Regions from separate parts of the Homo sapiens genome. Here all the other regions are linked to region 2. Evidence: chromatin contacts called from ENCODE Hi-C or POLR2A ChIA-PET data. All regions are on one chromosome and are shown on one strand. The core of a region is the stretch at or near the end of the contact, and the rest is flanking DNA. Distances in the headings are between cores, read along the strand shown.

Region 1 (4,928 bases), core at 2,334-4,833, 1.9 Mb before region 2:
CGGCTAATTTTTTGTATTTTTAGTAGAGATGGGGTTTCACCATGTTGGCCAGGATGGTCTCGAATTCCTGACTTCATGATCTGCCCGCCTCGGCCTCCCAAAGTGCTGGGATCACAGTCATGAGCCACTGCACCCGACCTCTTTTTTTTTTTTAATTATTATTTTTTGAGGCAGGGCATGGTGGCTCACACTTGTAATCCCAGCACTTTGGGAGGCCAAGGCAGGCTGATCACCAGAGGTCAGGGCTTACCACCAGAGGTCAGGAGTTCGAGACCACCCTGGCCAACATGGTGAAACACCCGAAAGATATTATTTTTAATATCTTTCGTTAAGGCAGCTAATAACCTTTCTTTTTATTTATTTTAGAGACGGGGTCTTACTCTTGCCCAGGGTGGTGTGAAGTGGTGCAATCATAGCTCACTGTGGCCTCAAACTACTGGGCTCAAGCTATTCTCCTGCCTTAGCTGAGACTACATGTGCACACTACCATGCCTGGCTAATTTTAAAACTTTTTGTAGAGGCAAGTTCTCACTATGTTGCCCAGGTTGGTCTTGAATTACTGGCTTCAAGCAGTCCTCCTGTCTCAGCCTCCTAGAGTGCTGGGATTATAGGCATGAGCCACTGTGCCCAGCCACCCTGCCATCCTTTTTTTTTTTTTTTTCTTTTTTTGAAACAGTATCTCGCCCTGTTGCCCAGGCTGGAGTACAGTGGCACGATCTCGGCCCACTGCAACCTCCGCCTCCCAGGCTCAAGCCATTCTCCTGCCTCAGCCTTCCAAGTAGCTGGGATTACAGGCACATGCTACCACGCCCGGCAAATTTTTTTTTTTTTTTTTTTTTTTTTTTTTTTTTTTTTGAGACGGAGTCTCACATGTCGCCCAGGCTGGAGTGCAGTGGCACAATCTCGGCTCACTGCAAGCTCTGCCTCCCGGGTTCACGCCATTCTCCCGCCTCAGCCTCCCAAATAGCTGGGACTACAGGCGCCCGCCACCACTCCCAGCTAATTTTTTCTATTTTTTAGTAGAGACGGGGTTTCACCGTGTTAGCCAGGATGGTCTCGATCTCCTGATCTCATGATCCGCCTGCCTCGGCCTCCCAGAGTGCTGGGATTACAGGCGTGAGCCACTGCGCCTGGCCTAATTTTTGTATTTTTAGTAGAGACGGGGTTTTGCCATGTTGGCCAGGCTGGTCTTGAACTCCTGACCTCAGATTATCTGCCTGTCTCAGCCTCCCAAAGTGCTGAGATTACAGGCGTGAGCCACTGCACCAGCCCACCCTGTCTTTCTTACTCCTTAAAGTAGGGGGCAAACATGGTGGTTGTTATAATCCATATAAAACTATACCCTGGACCCCCACGGTGGTTGTTATGGTCCATATAATACTATAGCCTAGAGCCCCATTCAGTCCCTTACCCAAAGTCACAAAGTTATTGAGGACCCGGGCCTCCTGACCCTTAGTCCCTCGGCTTCTTTGGCTTAAGAAGGATGTTAGGGGGAGGTGTCTGTGGTGAAACCTGCCCAGGCCTCCCTGGCCTTGTTCTGGGTTGGTGGTCATCCTTTTCCCTCTGCCCTCCAGCTTGTCTTTAACCGAACTGTCACACTGAAGGAAGACCCAGGAAAGGTGTGAGCTGGAAGCACTGAACCTACCTCATCCTCCTGGAGGGTGTGGCTACCCTCGCCACCCCAAATTCCATGTCAATAAAGAACAGCTAAATTCTCCTAGAGTCTGTGTGTTATCTCTGCACTTCTAGCATCTGAAGGCCCTGAAGACATGCTGGTGGTGGTGGTATGATTGGGGGATGGAGATGTGCCTTTTGCACATTTTGTCTGTGAGAATGGACTTTCCCAGAACAGAGTGGTACTGACAGCTTTGAAAGCACCGGTGCACTTTTTGGTGCTTAAAGGCAGGGGCCTGGGTAGGATTCATACCCTCCGCACCTGGTCTGAGAGAATGGAGGGCCCTGGGGTGTTTGTCCATGGTTAGGACCCCTGTGCCAGAGGGATCTAAAAGGTTTGTTTCTGCTGGTGTGGAGAGGCCTAGCTCCCAGTCTGATCATTCAGCATATAATTTTTTTTTTTTTTTTTTGATACGGAGTTCCACTCTAGCCCAGGCTGGAGTGCAGTGGCTCAATCTTGGCTCACTGCAACCTCTGCCTCCCGGGTTCAAGCGATTCTCGTGCCTCAGCCTCCCAAGTAGCTGGGATTACAGGCGGGCGCCACCACTCCTGAATAATTTTTGTAATTTCAGTAGAGACGGGGTTTTGCCAAATTGGCCAGACTGGTCTGGAACTCCTGACCCCAGGTGATCTGCCCGCCTCGGCCTCCCAAAGTGCTGGGATTGCAGGCGTGAGCCACTGCGCCCAATCAGCCTATAATTCTTTTTTATTTTTGAGACGGAGTCTCACTCTTGTCCCCCAAGCTGCAGTGCAATGGTGTGATCTCAGCTCACTGCAACCTCTGCCTCCCAGGTTCAAGCAGTTTTCCTGCCTCAGCCTCTTAAGTAGCTGGGATCACAGGCATGCACCACCACACTCGGCTAATTTTGTATTTTTAGTAGAGACGGGGTTCACCATGTTGGCCAGGCTGGTCTCAAACTCCTGACCTCAGGTGATTCACCCGCCTCGGTCTCCCAAAGTGTTGGGATTACAGACTTCAGCCACCGTGCCCGGCCCATTCGGCATATAATTTTTGAGTGCCTACTACGTGCCAGGCAAAGTGAGATGGGGCATACGTGCTGTGGTGGCCTTCCAAGTTCACGGGAGGGGAAATGGGTGACCAAGCACTGTATGGGAGCGGTCTCCCTGGGGCCTGTGCAAGACTGGAAGAGGTTCCTGACCCAGCCTGGGCCTCAGAAAACATTACTCTAACGAAGTGACTTCTGAAGGGAATCACGAAAGACTACGGGGAGTTTGCCAGGATAAGAGGAACAAGGGCAAAAGCTCCGAGGCAAAAAGAGTCTACAGCAGGCTGGAAGCCCTCTGGGGGCAGTGTAGGCTGCTGCTGAGGCCCGAGTGTGCCTGCAGCTTTAACGCCTTCCACATTTTCCCTGTATACAAACACTAGGCTACCCGGGGGCCCGCTTTAAGGTGGACCCAACTGCGGAAGGCTGAACTCAGATGGCAGCAGACAGCGGGAGTACCAGATGCTGACTCCTCCAGGAGGTGAGCAACCTAGAGGCTTCCCAGGCAGGGCACGGCTGGGGACGCCAGGCCCAGGACAGAAGTTTGTGGGGTCCACCTTAAGCGAGAGGCCGAGCCTGGCCAGGCCCCGCCCCGCGTGGGCGTGCTCGACCAAAGGAGGCTCTGGCGGGCGACGGAAGGTGGGTCCAAAGAGCTAGCTTGGAGCCCTAGCCTTCCGAGACTCCACTACTAGGCCAAGCCACGGCCCTAGCTCCGCCCCACATGGAGAGGCGTCCATGGGCGGAGCGAGCCGCTCCATACCCTAGGATCCACTATCCGCTCTAGCGGCCAGAAGCGCGGCCACCTTCCCCTGCTGAAGCGTTCACTTTAATTTTGGCCGGTAGGCAGTCCCAGATCTCGCGGGATCCGACGCCCCGATTATCGCGAGAGGAGCAATCGGCTCCTATTGGCTGTGAGGGTTGAATGTAAGATGGCGCCCAGGGAGCTGTGAGGAGAAAACCCTGTCGGTCTTGGAGCGACGACGGCAGAACCAGGGTCCCTGGCGGTGCGGCGGGGCCGGCGGGTGCAGCGGAGGCGGCGGCGGCGGCGGCAGTGACGTCGCCGGGTGAGGGCTCCAGTGCGGGTGGGGATGCGGCGAAGCTGTAGGCCTGAGACGGGGGGCCCACCCCACACAACGGCGGGCGGGGGCGGGCGGGCCACTACCGCTGGGCCCTGGAGAGTTCGGGGCGGCTCCGGAGCCGAAAACGTTCCTGGGCTAGCGCACCCCGCCCTGTGGATGGGGGAGGGGTGGCCCGGGGATTTGGGTGGGCGCGGCGCGAGATGGCGCGCCGGTGCGGGCGCGCGGCTGAGCCTGTTTTTACGCGCGCGCGCTGTGCGGCTCTCGGTGCGCGTGGCCGCCGACGTGCGCGTTCCCGGCCCGGATATCTCTGCTCTAGGAGCTGTGGCCCGTGGGCAACCGCGGCTTTCTGGAGCGCGCGCCCGTGACGACCCCCAGTTTTGGGGCGCGCGCTCTGATATCGGGTGGCGGTGCTGCCTCGAGAGCGCGCAGGAGGCTTCTGCTGAGCAGAGGGCCGGCCGCGGCTCGTTGCGCTGGGAAGGTTGAGGATTGGGTCCTTTCTGGTCTGGTGACGTTCCCGGGCATCCGTGGCCTCGGCCTGGAGAGAAACCAACCAGCTTTGCTGTCTGGCTTGCGGTTCCGCTCCTCTGTGAGGGGGGCGAGATTGCCCGTTCTCCTCGAAGAATGCCGTTACTTGAGGCCCAAGTACGGTGCGGGTGCTTGGGTAGGGTGTTTCTCTGCTTCGGAAACCAAGCCCTCTTGGTTTGAGAGGGCAGTGAGCCCCTTCGGATTTCCTCACCTTGTACTGGGCTTTCTGCCGGGCAGGGAAGGTTAATATTAGAAGGCCCTTGAGTGGTACCTGCTTATCTTTCATTAGAAACTAATACGTCCATAAGCGTAATTCATACACGTCACCTCTGTGCGCTCCGGAAGGGAATTCGCTTATGTGGCCCATGTGAACTCCGAGCTCTAAAATGCCAGTTTAAATCCTTAAACGCAGCTTTTCTTTTGCGTAAGTGGGAGGGGCTTACTTTATTATATTAAAGGCCCACCTTTGCCTCAGCCAAAAAGTTGGCCTTAAACAAAATGGAACAACCTGAGAATCAGTGCTTTACCTTTTTTGAAATTGCAGAAATCCCAGCAGAAATTACTAAAATCTGATAGTGTATCACTGTAAAAGTCACTTTTGGTGTAGGATTTCAGTCCTTTTCAGCTCTTTTTTTGACCCTGCCGC
Region 2 (4,433 bases), core at 434-2,933:
TTTAAGCCTTTAACAAATAGCTCATTTAATCCTCACAATAATGAGAAGACCTGTCGGCAGCAATATTCTCATTTTATAATGAGAAAAACCACAGGGAAATTAGTAATAATCACGGTGTGTAAAAAAATGGCCTTGGGAGATTCGAACCTAGGGAGTCAGATGGACCCTGGACCTCCATGCTAACCCTAAAGGTACCAGGAAAAAAAAAAACAAAAGCCAAAATAATCCCTAAGTGAAAAACAATGATTATAAAACACTAATAGACACTGTAGCCTACATACATATAAAGGCTATTTTAAAAAGTTAACCACTGAAGGATGTTTATTCTTTCGTATCATATTTCAGTTTTTTTTTGTTGTTGTTGTTTTATTTTTTTGAGACGGAGTCTCGCTATATCGCCCAGGCTGGAGTGCAATGGTGCGATCTGGGCTCACTACAACCTCCGCCTCCTGGGTTCAAGCGATTCTCCTGCCTCAGCCTCCCGAGTAGCTGGGATTACAGGCGCACCACCACGCCCAGCTAATTTATTTTTTATTTTCATTCATTTATTTATTTTTTTGAGATGGAGTCTTGCTCTGTCGCCAGGCTGGAGTGCAGTGGCACAATCTGGGCTTACTGCAACCTCCGCCTCCTGGGTTCAAGCGATTCTCCTGCTTCAGCCTCCCGCGTACCTGGAATTACAGCCGTGCGCCACCACGCCCGGCTAAATTTTGTATTTTTAGTAGAGATGGGGTTTCGCCATGTTGGCCAGTGTGGTCTGGAACTCTTGACCTCAGTTACTCCGCCCGCCTCGGCCTCCTAAAGTGCTGGGATTACAGGCGTGAACCACCGCGCCCGGCCCACTTTCAGTTTTTAACCACTGTTTCTCAATTGGAAGACACATCCTTTCCTTTCCGTTACCAATTGCTGGTAAAATCCGATTCAAAATTCTAGTGGAAAAACAACAGCAACAACAACACAAAAAACGCTAACCCTATGAACCCCCAATGTCAAAATGATCTATCGCCAAAAACTCTTCAGCGTCTAGAAAGTTTAGCTATTGGATTTACGCGTTCCTATCTCTCCTTCCAAAAATAACAACTCGTAGCTCTTTCAAGTTATTCTACTTAGTCTCATCTTATCATTTCTGTAGGAAAGTGATTAATACCCTTTTTTTCATGACATTGCCTCTAAGGCCCCAAGAACCACACAGGAGAGGGGAGCTGCCGCCTTGGAGACTTCGGGTGGGGGCAGAGCGCCGCGCCGAGGTGGAGGTAGGAGCCCCGAGGGCACAGCGGGAAGGAAGGCGGAGGAGGCTGCCGGGAGCTCGGCCTCCGAGCAATCCCCCGCCTCGCTGGGCTTCCATGCTTGCTAAAGGGTCGAGATGAACGGGCAAGGGAGAGAGAGGGCGAGGAAAAATAAAAAAGAGAGGGGCGAGTGGGACGAGGGGCCCGGGAGCAGCCGCGGCCGCGTTACCTCAGAGCCCAGAGGCCTGGGGGAGGGGCCCTCGGCGCTGCCGCGGACTCCGGGGCTCCCGGCGGGCAGGTCCTGCAGGGCCGCGGAGCGAGAAGGCTGATGTCTCGGGTGTCTCGGGGAGTTCTCCCGACGTCGCCTGCTGTTTGTCAGTCGCCAGCTGTGACACGGTAGCGGGCCGGGTCACGCTGCCCCCGGCCGCCAGGCGGGTTGCGGGAGGGGTCGCGGTGCCGCCTCTCCAGGTCCGGTCTGGCCCACATCACTGGGGCCGGGGGTTTATTGTTCCGGAGAGCCACAGGCACGGTCGGCCTGGACCCGCCGGGCAGTGTTCCGCTCTGCCCGTCCCGGCCTGGGGTCAAGCCAACAGCTGCAAGGCACGCCGACTGGCGGCAGATCGGTGGCCCGTGTGTGTCTCTTTAAGGGGCCGGGCCTGCGAAGCTGAGGGGCGGGTGGGGTGTGCGTCGCTCCCGGTGTGAGGGTGAGAGGGAGAGAGCGGCTGGCGGGCGTCCGAGGGAGGGAGGGAGCGACGAGCGAGGTAGCGACGCGGGCCGCCCCTGCCGCCGCCGCCGCCGCCGCCGCCGCCGCCGCGGTCGGACCTGCGGCCTCCTCCCCTCCCCTCCCCCGCGTCGCCCTGCTGCGGGGAGGGGGCTCGCGTCGCCGTCTCCAGCCGCTCCCGATGAAGCAGCTGCAGCCGCAGCCGCCTCCGAAGATGGGGGATTTCTACGACCCGGAGCACCCGACCCCTGAGTAAGTATCAGCTCCGCGGCCCCCCGCTGCTGTCGGCCGCCTTATCCCCAGCCGAGGGCGGCGCGTCCTGACGGGTGGCGGCGCGGGCCGGCGCGAGGAGTAACAGGCCCACGGTGGCCTCGCGCGGTCGGTGTCGGGAGCAGGCCCGCGCCGCCACTTCGAGCCGCTTGGCCGGGGCCGCAGCAGGCCCGCGGTTGGGCCCGGCGTTGGCGCCGCTGCTCGTGTCGCGGCGGCGGTTGGGCCGGGCCGGTGGGGGAGGGGCGGCCACGGTCCCTACGGTTACCGCCGTGTCCGCACCGACCCGGCCATCCCGGGGCTCGGCGGTCCTCTCGGGCTCCTCGTGGCTCGTCCGGGCCCCGCTGCTAGCCAAAGGGCAGAGTCGGAGGAGCTGCCGGTGCCGGGCCCGGCAAGAGGGCGCCGGTGAGGGTAGGCCGCGAATCCCCGGGCTCGGGTGGAAGCTCGACCCGTCGCCCGACCTCCCCGCGACGGCGGCGCCTCGGACCGGAAGGGCCTAGCGCGGGTTGCCTGGCCCCCGGGCCGTGGAGGGGCCCGCGCTGCACTCCTGAGTTTGATTTTTTCCTCCTGGGAACTCGATCCTGGCCTTGCAGTGCTTCCGGATTCACATTGTGCACCTTTGGCACTTGGGTTTTGTAATGGCGAGGTTTGTGTGGTCCCGTTGTTGAGGTGACACCGGGTTTGTTTTTCCGCTTGAAAATGAAAGCCTCCTGAGGGACATACATTTTCTTGCAGGTTGTGAGATTTTCACACTTTCGGACACAATTTTCTTGGTAACAGGAATCTCTTACCCTAAACGGATGACTTTCTATTTCTTGTGAAGACTTGGTTAAAAACCAAGAATCGTTTGAGGATTCTCTAAAGAAGACAATGTTGTGGAAAACCGACACACAGTTTTGCCCAATAGTAATTTTTCAGTCTAGGACACCTTTACATTTCTCTTGAGGTCTGAATCTGCTGCTGTATCTGCTATCTCAGAAAGCCTGGAGTCACTTCTTTCCCTGAACCCTCACGAGACCATTGTTTTGAAAAGCCGTTCTTAAACACCGTTTGCTGGTGTTAGACCTAGGAATATACTATTGATTTAAAACTTATCGGTTGATAGGGGTTTCACATGAAACTGTCAAACTTTTATGACCAGGATGATTCCAAGAGCTTTGCTGTTTTGACACATTTTACCTTAGGTTTGCTCTGGCTCGTTTTTGAATCCCTTGCCACATCTTCTCACATTGGTCCAGAAATGTCTGGATCTTAATTGATAGTTTTGATTGCAACACAAACGGATTCTGTTGAGGTGTTGGTCATTTCTGCACAACAAGATAAATCATTATTTTGCTTTTCTAAAAACCCAACTCTTACTTGCAATAGTAAGTTAACATGGCTTTTTCCTTTCATGGGTTCTTGGCCATTGGTTAACATTACCTTAATTAGATTGGTCTTTTTGTTTTGCTACTGGCAGGGTCAGTTAGGTAAGATTGTTTTGATTTACTGCACCATCAGTCCAATTACAAAGCTCATGTTATAGGTTTTTAGTTTGAAAAACCTCAAAAAAAATTTTATATCACGATTCAATAAATGCTTATATAGCACTTGCTCTGTACAAAGTAACATGCTAACCCCTGAATAGGCTAAGTGCCTGCTTTCACTTCCTTTTACCAGGTTGTTTGGTGAAGTCCGGAAGCTTTAAGGATCACATCCTTACACTTCTTGGGGAAAAACAATTTTTCATAATATGTGGGAAAATGGACTCAGAAGTGCATCTTTGGTAGACCTGAGTGGGGAAGGAATCAAGAATGTTTTATGGTTTTACATGTTTTGGAGTTTTTATTTTTATTGCTTTAATGTAGTAGAAATCCACTGCTTTGGATTTCTAACAGTGATTATATATTTTTAAATTCTCGTGTATTTTTTCCTTTTTTTTTTTTTTAGAGGCAGGGTCCCACTCTGTCACCCAGGCTGGAGTGCAGTGGTGTCATCATGGCTCATTGCATCCTTGAACCTCTGGGCTTAAGCAGTCCTCCTGCCTCAGCCTCCTGGGTTGGGACTATAGGCATGTGTCACCACACCCAGCTAATTAAAAAAAAATAAATTACGTTACTGGTTTTGAATCCCTGGCCTCAAGTGAGCCTCCTGCCTTGGCCTCCCAAAGTGCTGGGATTGCAGGCATGAGCCATTGTGCCAGGCCTCTTCTTGTGTATTAACCTGTATGGAGTAAAGAA
Region 3 (4,709 bases), core at 411-2,910, 1.1 Mb before region 2:
CTATAAAGAAAGTTTTATTGGAACACGGCAATGCTCATTCGTTTACCTATGGTCTTTGGCTGCTTTCACACAACAGCAGACCACTAGTCGTAACAAAGACCGTGTGGCCTACAAAGCCTGAAACATTTACCACCTGGCCCTTAAAAGAAAACGTTTGCAAGACCAGGTGCAGTGGCTCACGCCTATAATCCTAGCACTTTGGGAGACCGAGGCGGGAGGATCCCTTGAGCCCAGGAGTTGGAGACCAGCCTGGGCAACATAGGGAGACCCTGTTTCTAAAAAAACCAAACAGAAAAAAATTTGCCCAGCCCTGTTCTAGACTGTTCCTGTTGTTACATCCAAAGTCATTTGGGGCCGGGTGTGGTAGCTCCCACCTGTAATCCCAACACTTTGGGAGGCCGAGGCAGGTGGATCATCTGGGGTCAGGAGTTCAAGACCGGCCTGGCCAACATGATGAAACCCCGCCTCTACTAAAAATACAAAAAAATAGCCGGGCGTGGTGGCGTGTCCCTGTAATTCCAGCCGCTTGGTAGGCTGAGGCAGGAGAATCGCTGGAACCTGGGAGAAAGAGGTTGCAGTGAGCAGAGATCGCCCACTGCACTCCAGCCTGGGCTACAGAGCAAGACTCTGTCTCCAAAAAAAAAGTCTTTTGGGCCGGGTGGGGTGGCTAACACCTGTAATCCCAACATTGTGGGAGGCCAAGGTGGGTGGATTGCTTGAGGCCAGGAGTTCGAGACCAGCCTGGCAAATATGGCGAAATCCCCTCTCTACTAAAAATACAACAGCCGGGGTGGTGAGGCGCCGCCTGTAATCCCAGCTACTCCGGAAGCTGAGGCACGAGAATCACTTGAGCCTGGGAAAGCGGAGGCTGCAGTGAGCCTAGATCCCGCCACTGCACTCCGGACCGACTCAAAAAATATAAAAATATAATATACTCCGGGCGCGGTGGCTCACGCCTGTAATCCCAGCACTTTGGGAGGCCGAGGTGGGCGGATCACGAGGTCTGGAGTTCAAAACCAGCCTGGCCAACATGGTGAAATCCCCGTCTCTACTAAAAATACAAAAATTAGCCAGGCGTGGTGGAGGGCGCCTGTAATCCCAGCTGCTCGGCAGGCTGAGGCAGAGAACTGCTTGAACCCGGGAGACGGAGATTGCAGTGAACGGAGATCGCGCCACTGCACTCCAGCCTGGGCGACAGAGCGAGACTCCGTCTCAAAATAAATATGATATAATATAATAATACAAAATGCTGTTCTTCAGTTGCACTCCACACATCTCAAATGCTCAGCAGCCATTTATGGCCAATGACTGCCGGAGTGCACAAGTGCAGGATGCCCGGTGAAGAGTCGTGGAGTGAGCACCGTGGAGACTGTACGGGACACCTAGGGAGGAACCTGGCCCCCCAGGGGAGTAAGAGCCGCTGTAGGGGTAGTCAGCGCCTCACACAGCTCGCACCCCACGCGCATCCCTGGTGGATACGGCCGACGCCTGCGCGGCGCCTGCGGCTGGAGCACCGAATGGGGGAGGCGATCTCGCGGCCCCGACTCACCTTCCGCAGTCCAGCCCAGTAGCTGCTCCCGCGGGGCCCACATCTGCGCGCGCACGCACGCACGAAGCAAACGAGGTAGCAGCACCGTGTGTGAAACGGATTAGAATGCGCACCGCGGGCCACTGGCGGCGCCAGAAGAAAGAAGCAGGACTGGGTGAAGTGCGTCACCGCGCGGCGCGCAGCCTGCCGGGAAGCGTAGTTCTCGGGGCGAAATGCGGCTTGTGCAGGGCGAGAGAAAATGCTGAGGCGCACTTTGACCTTCTAGGTCCCCCTCGGCCGCAATATTTGGGGTTGTGCTTACCACAGGTACCCATAAGCAAAATATAGTGTTGTTTTCCATGGTTGTAAACATTATATAAATACACTTACAATGCCTGCTACTAGCTCTTTTGCGCAGTTCTATAATGACACGTGTTGACCTGTTCATTGTGTGTTCACTGCTGTGTGGTATCTAATGTAGAAATACACCAGGACTCCAATTGGACAGACTCATGCGCATCCATGGAGAGCTTCTCAAGGACAGTGGTTCGCAAACTTGTTGTTGTTAAAATCCTTTTACACTCTTAAAAATTACTGAGGACCCCAAAGAGCTTTTGAAACCGCCTTTGCAAAATTATACCTAAGGAAATTATGATGTTATAGGAGTTATTAAGAAATTATTTTAAGCAGATAGAGAAGGAAAGGGGTCCTTGGGAAGTTTTTGTTTCTTTTAAAGCAGCTCCAGAAAGGTTTCTTGTCTAGCAGGAAAGCCTGGGCTCCTAGAGCAGGATGGCAAGCTTTGATATGGAAATACAGGCCATTAGAAACTGGACGCACCCAAACATGGCGATTCCCGCCGTCCTTTTCTTTGCCCTGACATGTGCCTGGCAACATGGCCACCCCCCACATATTCCCACGTGTGTAGAACTTCATGGAGCCCTACATTTGCATATTAAAAAGCTAGGGTGGGAGGGCCAGGTTTTTGGCTGCCACATAAATGACACATCTGATCAAACTAATCCCCTGAGCCCTATGGAAACCAGACACCGCCTCCTCCAGCATCCTCAGATAAGCAGCCACTTTTCCGCACACGGCGCTTTCTCTTTGTTGGAATCCCCGCTCCCTCTGTCTCTGTATGGGGGAGCTGTTTTCGTCTTCCTTCCTTCTTTCTTGCCTATTAAACTTTTCGCTCCTTAAAACCACTCCACGTGTGTCTGTGTTATTAAGCCTATCAGAGACCAAGGACCCTGGTGTTCCTCCAGTCATCAGAGCCTTATCAATGACAGTAAAAGATATCAGATCTAACCCACCTCATCTTCCTTTCAACCTCTAAACTGTCTTTGTCCACTTCTGGGCATAGGCCAAAGTAGCCTTGGGAAGGAATTCAGTTTATAGCTTAAATAATAGCCCTTCCCAAGGGCTAAACTGTTCTTGTAAAATGAATGAAAGGCCACCAGCCACCAAATTAGGATGAGAAGGGCTGGAATTCTAAATATTACCAGCCATTATTCCAGAGGCCCTAAGACGCACAACTTCCCCAATTACTCTTTTGAAGCACAACTTCCCCAATTACTCTTTTTTTTTTTTTAGGGAAAAGAACACGGAGTCTCACTCTGTCTACCATGCTGGAGTGCAGTGGTGCCATCTCGGCTCACTGCAACCTCCCTCTCCTGGGTTCAAGCGATTCTCCTGCCTCAACCTCCTGAGTAGCCGGGATTACAAGCACGCACCACCATACCCCGCTAATATTTTTGGATTCTTTTTTTTTTTGGTTGGTTTTTTTTTTTTTTTTTTTTTTTTTTTTGAGACGGAGTCTCGCTCTGTCGCCCAGGCCGGACTGCGGACTGCAGTGGCGCAATCTCGGCTCACTGCAAGCTCCGCTTCCCGGGTTCACGCCATTCTCCTGCCTCAGCCTCCCCAGTAGCTGGGACTACAGGCGCCCGCCACCGCGCCCGGCTAATTTTTTGTATTTTTAGTAGAGACGGGGTTTCACCTTGTTAGCCAGGATGGTCTCGATCTCCTGACCTCATGATCCACCCGCCTCGGCCTCCCAAAGTGCTGGGATTACAGGCGTGAGCCACCGCGCCCGGCCAAGGTTGGTTTTTTTTTTTTTTTTTTTTTGAGCCCAGGCTGGAGTGCAATGGTGCGATCTCGGCTCACTGCAACCTCCTCCTCCCGAGTTCAAGCAATTATCCTGCCTCGGCCTCCGGAGTAACTGGAATTACAGGCATGCGCCACCACGCCCGGCTAATTTTGTATTTTTAGTAAGGACGGGGTTTCTCCATGTTGGTCAGGCTGGTCTCAAACTCCTGACCTAGGTGAGCCGCCCACCTTGGCCTCCCAAAGTGGTAGGATTCCAGGCGTGAGCCACCACGCCCAGCCCTCAATTACTCTTAAAGATAACATCACTATTGTGAACCTAAGATTGGCCTTTTGAGATGTCTTTTCAGATTTTTGCATTTCTGACAACTGAACGGCCCCAGCTGGACCTGCCAACCAGTTTTGTGGCCACCACCTAGGAACTGACTCAGCCTAAGAGAACAGCTTCAACTCCTTATGATTTCATCCCGAGCCAACCAATCAGCACCCTGATTCACTGGCCCCCTTCCCACCAAATTATCCTTAAAAATTTTGATCTCTGAGTTTTTGAGGAAACTGATTTGAGTAATAATAAAACTCTGGTCTTCCGCACAGCCGGCTCTGCATGAATTACTCTTTTTTTTTTTTTTTTTTTTGAGACGGAGTCTTGCTCTGTCGCCCAGGCTGGAGTGCAGTGGCACCATCTCAGCTCACTGCAAGCTCCGCTTCCCGGGTTCATGCCATTCTCCTGCCTCAGCCTCCCCATTAGCTGGGACTACAGGCGTCCGCCAACACGCCCGGCTAATTTTTTGTATTTTTAGTAGAGACGGGGTCTCACTGTGTTAGCCAGGATGGTCTCGATCTCATGACCTCGTGATCGGCCTGCCTCGGCCTCCCAAAGTGCTGGGATTACAGGCGTGAGCCACCGCGCCCAGCCGAATTACTCTTTTTCTATTGCAATTTTGCTGTCTTTGATAAACTGGCTCTGTCTAGGCAGCAGGGAAGGTGGACCCATTGGATGGTTATACTTTTGTTTGTGTGAGCTAAATTCATCACTATTTACCAAACTAGATATTTCAATGCAGAAATTTCATATATGTAT

Evidence for each region. A loop is a pair of places that touch in the nucleus more often than their neighbours do. ChIA-PET counts read pairs that join two places held with the same protein, here RNA polymerase II (POLR2A). Pooled maps may share reads with other maps.
Region 1: a pooled map shows a loop between it and region 2 (17-fold over the local background). The contact joins the promoter of QRICH1 here to the promoter of KIF9-AS1 in region 2. A Hi-C loop is called at or near these places in 10 of 50 pooled maps. POLR2A ChIA-PET finds 5 or more read pairs at or near these places in 2 of 52 experiments (CD4-positive, alpha-beta memory T cell and activated T-cell).
Region 3: a loop to region 2 is called in a map of naive thymus-derived CD4-positive, alpha-beta T cell, with 10 times the contacts of the local background. The contact joins the promoter of ZNF589 here to the promoter of KIF9-AS1 in region 2. A Hi-C loop is called at or near these places in 1 of 168 maps with a recorded cell type or tissue (naive thymus-derived CD4-positive, alpha-beta T cell) and 6 of 50 pooled maps. POLR2A ChIA-PET finds 5 or more read pairs at or near these places in 1 of 52 experiments (activated T-cell).

The regions. Positions count from the first base shown.
Region 1 is chr3:49,092,726-49,097,653 of GRCh38, reverse strand. It overlaps QRICH1 (glutamine rich 1), which reads left to right and starts at 3,583. Exons shown (of 10, transcript NM_198880.3): 1 at 3,583-3,742. It overlaps QARS1 (glutaminyl-tRNA synthetase 1), which reads left to right. Exons shown (of 24, transcript NM_005051.3): 24 at 1,575-1,722. The coding sequence ends at 1,625. RefSeq lists enhancers at 3,009-3,348, 3,459-3,578, 3,947-4,459 and a silencer at 3,699-3,948.
Region 2 is chr3:47,161,620-47,166,052 of GRCh38, reverse strand. It overlaps KIF9-AS1 (KIF9 antisense RNA 1), which reads right to left and starts at 1,683. Exons shown (of 7, transcript NR_033373.1): 1 at 1,456-1,683. SETD2 (SET domain containing 2, histone lysine methyltransferase) reads left to right here and starts at 1,940. Exons shown (of 21, transcript NM_014159.7): 1 at 1,940-2,199. The coding sequence starts at 2,129. RefSeq lists silencers at 1,438-1,487, 1,538-2,287, 2,338-2,647.
Region 3 is chr3:48,238,055-48,242,763 of GRCh38, reverse strand. ZNF589 (zinc finger protein 589) reads right to left here and starts at 1,660. Exons shown (of 4, transcript NM_016089.3): 1 at 1,550-1,660. The coding sequence starts at 1,592. RefSeq lists enhancers at 1,491-1,785, 976-1,893, 2,211-2,505.